2 separate regions of the Homo sapiens genome follow, and region 1 is linked to region 2. Evidence: chromatin contacts called from ENCODE Hi-C or POLR2A ChIA-PET data. All regions are on one chromosome and are shown on one strand. Each heading gives the region's core, a stretch centred on a gene start or an enhancer-like site at or near the end of the contact. The rest is flanking DNA. Distances are from core to core; before and after follow the strand shown. Region 1 holds the start of LINC01711 (long intergenic non-protein coding RNA 1711). Region 2 overlaps APCDD1L (APC down-regulated 1 like).

Region 1 (2,985 bases), core at 82-2,581, 180 kb before region 2:
CTTCTTCCCTCCCTCTCTCTGTGCTCCCTCTCTCCCTCCCTCCTTCCTTCCTTCATTTCTTTTTCCCTCCCTCCCTCCTTCCTTCCTCCCTCCCCTCCCTCTCTGCTTCCCTTCCTTCCCTCCCTCCTTTCCTTCCTTCCCTTCCTTCCTTCCCCCCTCCCTCCCTCCCTCTCTCTCTCTCTTCCTTCCTTCTTTCCCTTCCTGCCTCCTTTACTTCTTCCTTTTCCTCCTTCTTTCCTTCCTTTTCTCCCTCTCTTCTTCCCCTCCCTCCATCCTTTCTTTCTTCCCCTTTGATCTTTTTTGTCTCTCAGCAACAATGGACCTCCAGTCGGCCCTGCTTTTTTCCCAGGAATGTTTATGGCACTCTTTCCCACTTGTTTTTATTTCCAAACGTGTAACAGGCCACCCATCAAAGGATGGAATAGGGAAGAAAGTGAGAAGAGAGAGGTCGAGGGAGCAGTCATCGGGTAGCTGCTCCTGGCCTTTGAGTAAGCCGTTTGCCCACTCGATTTGTCAGTTTGTTTGGCCCTCGATGGGGAGGCATCCATCCTTGACCCTCGGAGAGTCCTGAGAGACAGGAGGAGAGGGGTTCTCCATGGCAGTGAGGGGTTCCCTAGCAGGGACCCTAGAGAGAAACGGCTCCAGACCAGGCTTTCCCGGCTCGGTGCTGCTGACAGTCGGGCTGGTCTGCTGTGGGGCCGTCCTGTGCACTGTAGGATGTCTAGTGACACCCCAACCTTAAACTGTGACAAACAAAATTGAACCCAGACTTGGCCAGGTGTTCCCTGGACACAAAATCACCACTGGCTGAGAACCACAGGTCTCCGTGTCCAGAGGCCCTGCAGGGTGCCCCATGGCCAGTGGCTGTGTGGACTTGGTGGCCCATAAGAGGCTCTCGGTGACGCGGGGCTGCAGCACATCACACGACATGGAGCAGATCCGCCAGCGAGGCCCCGACCCAGGAGAGACTCTGCCCCACAGCAGCAGGTGTGAGGCAGCCCCCCACTCCTGGGCCAGGAGCGTCATCGCCCAGAAGGCCCGTGTGGGTGTCCTGGAGTGGGTGTGGCCTCCTCTGATTACTCAGAAAGGCAGCAGAGGTGCAGAGAAGCCTCTGGGGCCTGCTGCTCTGTGTCCTGTGGCAGCATCAGCCCCTGCGGCGGAGGGAGAGATGCCGGGACAGGCAGTAGTGTGAGTGTTTCCAGCCATCAGGTTCTGTAGGGGAGCACGCAGTCCCAGGGGAGGCCCACTTGGGTCCCAGCGGACCGTTAAGAAAGCTCTCCTCTATGGCTGCCCGAACTGTGGTGGGTATGGCCTGACCTTGACTTCCTGTACACTTTCATTTTTCATTTTTTTTTCCTGGTTCTTGGCTCTGGAAAAAGTGGGAAAACATATACAGTGACCATACTGTTGACGTCTCAGTCAGAGAAGAGGAACGATTTCACAGTAGCTGGGGGAAAGCGCTGGATACCACGTGCACTCATAAATCACGCCCACGTTTATGCATCTGCGGATGTGGGGCCGCAGATATTTTTCCTTTCTGAAGAAGAGAATTTAAGCTCTAGAAACTCTGACAAGGCCCCAGTAAATGGGGGCTTTTCTCCTGCCTGCTAAGGGCAGCTTTCAGAAGAGACGTTTGTCAAATGGAACCCGAGTCACCTTTTCCTGCTCTGCTGGATGGGCAGGAGCCGGGCACACCAGGGCAGGAGTCTCCCCTCTGAAGACCTGACCCCTGGGGAAGGCAAGCAAGATTTTCTTGCAAAAAGTTCATGGAATTAGAGACAAGCAAGGTGTCTTCCTGGGGACGCTCGTGGTACCGTAGCAGCAAGGGCCGTGGCAGGCACAGCATAGGGACTTGACAGGCATCGAACGAGTGACTTCGTGTTCCCAAATTGGCAGGATGGTTGACTTCTGTGTGCGGAACATTTCCCATCGCCCATCTGGCAGCCACGTGCTTCTGCCCCGTCACTGTCACTCCCTCTCTGAGTCGAGCTCGCAGTCACTAGGCTGCGAAATGACTGCTGAATACACTATCGATCAAACAGCACATGTTTTGAACATCTATCATGTATATGCCACTGGGTTAAGACCTAGAAAGTATATGGGGCTTTGGGGAGGGGAAGGAGGTTCTTTTAGGAAGGAGGGCAAATGCATGGCACACCTAACCCCACCCTCCCCTCCCATGCTCCTAGCAGACACTGCTAAACCATCACCACATGTGGCGCTTCAGAATGCTGGTTGACAGAGAGCTCTGGGCTGCTCCTCCTTGGGAAGGGCTTTCTGTGATATGGCTCTGGGAGGTAAGGGGCCACCCACTTGACTAGCCAGATGTGCCACAGGGATCCTGGTGATCAATGGTGTAAAAGACATCACAGAGCAATCACCCACATGTCACCCTATTCTGCTATTCTGAGTATTAGAGACCTTTAGGAGGTCATTACAGCAGTGGCGGTGAGAGAATTAGAGGCCTTTGGGAAGACACCCACCCCTCATAATACAAAGAATCTTAAGAGGCAAAGTCACAGATGATGACGGCCAGTTGAGACCATGACAGTAGGCCCAGGCTTTCTGTGGTATGGCGGCTCACCTCCACAAAGGCAACCCTGAAAGACTTCCTGGAGGTGGTGATGTGCCATTGCGTTAGCAGTTTCCCCTCTCCTAGGTGAGACAGTGCCAAATTCCTACTCCTTACCGGAGCCTTCCAGACCTTACCGTTTTCCAGCCAAAGTGGCCTTGGGCGCATGCCTAGAACTGGCCAAGCCCTTCCCCACCTCAAGGACTCTGTTCTCTGGCTGCCTCGGCCAGGAATGGTCTTACCGTAGCTCATTTGATGGCTGGCTCCTTCCTGTCCTTCAAGTCCCCAAGTCCCTTCCTCAGAGAAGCCTTCCAGCCACACTCTCTCCTGTAAGTCTCTGTCCTGGTACCTTGTTCATTTCCTTCATATGTGTCTCTTCTACTAGGATGTGAGCCAGCCTGGCCTGCTCACCA
Region 2 (3,090 bases), core at 386-2,885:
CTCAAGCTGCCAACACTGCATGTGGATAAATCCAGTTTTCCCGGGCCAGCATGCAAAATGAAGAGGACTCCATCTAAGCTGAGAAGCATGGCCTCCCCAGAGCAGCCTGCGGCCTCCAAGCCTTCCTGGCCCAGGCAAATGCCAGTGTGCACCAGGCTGGCTGCTGGGGGCAGGTCTTTGGAGGGGAGCAGCATTTCCAGCCTTCTGAACATAGTTAATAGTAATGACAGCCGTAACACTAACGCGCTCTGCAATTCGCCCTGCCCAGCCATCCTCGGTTGCCAAGATTGCCTGTGCCTGCCTGACAAAGGAAGAGAATCTCCGAATGTGTATCTTTGGGCCCACCCTAGGGAGAGGTCGGGGTCACCAGGCTACATGGCGACATCTAGGCAGCTCCGCCTTGCCCAGCCTCCTTGCCATAATCCTAATATATTGGTGTCCTCTGCTCAGAGGGGACTGTCATCATGGTGGGAACAGGCTGTGCCTCCCCAGGGACTCTGCCCATGTTCCCAGGGCCTCATCTGTACACTGTGAAATTAACTGGCATCCTGGTGGGCCCAAGGGTTTTCAGGACTGGGGGCCAATGACTCACCCCCTCCTTCCTCCTCCTGATCCCTATCTCTAGCTCTTATCACAGATTTTGAACAATTGTCTGTGAGGTTAATGATGGTTTCAGAGGGAAGCCCTTTTCCTCCCTGAGACTGTGTGGGGTTCAGTCAGCCTGCTGAAATTGCTTCCACTTATTACCCATCCTTCCTCTTAAAAAAAAAAAAAGCCCACCAAGTTAGTATTCTCTGTAGCTCTCAGACAGCTACAAGTGTTCCTGGCATATTTACCAAAGTACAAGAAATCATTACATTATTTACGGTCTCAGACTACATCAGGGTTGGGGGAGCTCCTGGTGGGGATGGCAGTGGGTGTCGATGATATGTCCACGGCTGAGCAGGTCTTGTATCCGAAGCTTGAAGTAACCATGCCACCATTTATCATCAAATTTGAACCTTTTAATAAAATTAAACAGCCTGAAAAATGTTCTTGCTGGTTATTAAAGTCAACCAAGGGAATTACAGTTCTAAAGAAAGGAAGTGGAGTGTCTTCCAGAGAATGTGTGAAAGAGAATAAAACCAGTGGAGGTAAACCCCAGCTCTCTCAGTTCTGCTTTCATGCCACTGCCTGTCCTGCTGAAAACCCCCCAGGGGCTTCCACTGCACTCAGAATAAAAGCCCGACTTCTGGCTCGCTGTTGCCTGCAAGGCTCAGCCACGCCTCCACATGCCCCGGCCACACTGGCCTTCTCTCTGTTTCTTGATCACAGGAGCTCTTGCTGCCTTGGGGCCTTTGCACAAGCCCTGATTTCCGCCTAGCCTCTCTTCCCCCAGACCTTCAGAAGTTGAGCACTTTCTTTTCAATCAAGTCTCAGACCAGATGTTGTCTCCTGAAGATGTCACCATTCGCATCCCAAAGAGCAGCCCCATTTCCCTGGTCCTTCTGTCAGTCCACTGCATCACAGTTGTATGTTCTTTGTCATGAAAACTGATCACTGGCGGAAATGACCTTATTTGCCTAGAATGTAAGCTCCAACGAAAAAGACTCGGCTCTGACTCGCTTCCTGCGATCTTTCCGGAAGGGTCCAGTGTGCCTGGTGCATGGTAGAAAGAACTTCAATAAATATGTGACTCAGTAAATGTTGGTTATCCCTGTTAAGCCTCACACTGAGACCCGTGAACGGATCACCTCCATCTACCAGATTCAGCGACCCTCGAGAGGCCCAGCTGAGTCAGTGAGAGGTGTGTGAGTCTCTGCGTCTTGCGCGCGAGGACACTAAGGCACAGAGAGAAGGGGCTGGGCTCCAGAGCCTGAGATCCGGGCCTCTGTATCACAGCCCACGGGCTTGGGGTGTCCTCCTCACTCTTGGAGGGAATAGGATTCCTTGATTTTATTTGGGGAAGGCAATTTAGTGTTGCTTCGTGGGATGCCATCCCTAATGAGAAGGAGTGTGTTGAGCAGGACAGCAGCTTCCTGGATCCCCTCAGTTGGACTTAGTTGCTCTCTGCTCGCTGGGGCTTGTTAGTTTGGGGGCAGGTGATGCTGCTCGGAGCTACGAAGGCTGAAGAAAGGGCAACCATCCCTTTTCTCCCAGGCAGAAGGTCAGGGCTTCCAAGACTCTGGGCTGATAAAGGAAGGGGTCATTTCAGAGGCTGAGGGGCTGAGACTGTCTGGTACAGGGCCAGAGGCCCATGGGCACCAAGCCTTCCTTCCAGCCCTTTGCTCCCGCCCCTTAAGTCTCTGCCCTTCACATAAAACGTGAGAGCGCTCTCATCTACAGACGGGGAGGAAAGCCTAGAGTCCTATTTCCAGATAAAATTAATGTTCTCCATTGCATGTTCAGTCACGTTGAAAGGTGGGGGGTGGGTGGGAAGCCCATGCAGTTGATAATTTCATTGTGCAACTCCCAGGAGAGCAAATGAGCTTTTTTTCTTTAATAAAAAGTTGAAATTGTATACAGCTCTCAGAGGTCCATTAACTAACAGATGCTGGTTATCAAAAGAAGCTCTTTGCCTTTCACTAAGCGCATGCTTTTAATCTCCCAGCGGTGCTACCGGGCTGAACAGCAGTGTGTGGCTTGGTGACGCAGGCCCACCAGCACGTGGCCCTGGTCTGTGCATCCTCTCCTGGGGGCACAGGTGACTCAGACACGAGGGACTGGAGCTTTCTGACGCAGAATGTAGCACTGCATCAGGGCCTGGTCAGGGCTGATTCATACCCATTAGCATCGCAGACCGGAGACAAGCAGGGAAGAGCTGTTCCCACTTCAAGAGGGGACTTGAACAGTAGCGTGCAGCCTCCAGTCCGCTCCTGATGGTTCTGAGACTGAAAGCCTGCTCCTTCTCACACACACAACCCCGCTTAAATGGATGTCAGCATGAGCACAAATGACCTGTCGACATTCCCTAAAACCACCCTTCCAAGCTTCCAGACAGACCCTCCTCCTGCCCACCTGACACCTCTACCTTCCATTTCGGCCACAGTGGCCTCCTTGCTCTCCTGCAGTCCCATGGAACCCAGTCCCTCTCAAGGTCTTGGCTCCAGT

What was found. A loop is a pair of places that touch in the nucleus more often than their neighbours do. ChIA-PET counts read pairs that join two places held with the same protein, here RNA polymerase II (POLR2A). Pooled maps may share reads with other maps.
Region 1: a loop to region 2 is called in a pooled map, with 2.5 times the contacts of the local background. The contact joins the promoter of LINC01711 here to the enhancer-like site in region 2. A Hi-C loop is called at or near these places in 1 of 168 maps with a recorded cell type or tissue (astrocyte of the cerebellum), 5 of 37 single-sample maps with no recorded cell type and 2 of 50 pooled maps. POLR2A ChIA-PET finds 5 or more read pairs at or near these places in 7 of 52 experiments (AG04449, BJ, Caco-2 and 4 more).

What each region holds. Positions count from the first base shown.
Region 1 is chr20:58,633,118-58,636,102 of GRCh38, reverse strand. LINC01711 (long intergenic non-protein coding RNA 1711) reads right to left here and starts at 1,331. Exons shown (of 1, transcript NR_125359.1): 1 at 365-1,331. RefSeq lists enhancers at 1,108-1,177, 1,198-1,327.
Region 2 is chr20:58,457,041-58,460,130 of GRCh38, reverse strand. It overlaps APCDD1L (APC down-regulated 1 like), which reads left to right. Exons shown (of 4, transcript NM_153360.3): 4 at 1-1,030. Among named protein-coding and RNA genes, the nearest start is that of APCDD1L-DT, 57 kb to the left of the region's middle. RefSeq lists enhancers at 1,097-1,206, 1,337-1,476. Within about 2 kb of position 1,635, at least 2 of the 41 ENCODE cell types and tissues checked have a DNase peak (open chromatin) inside an H3K27ac peak, as active enhancers do.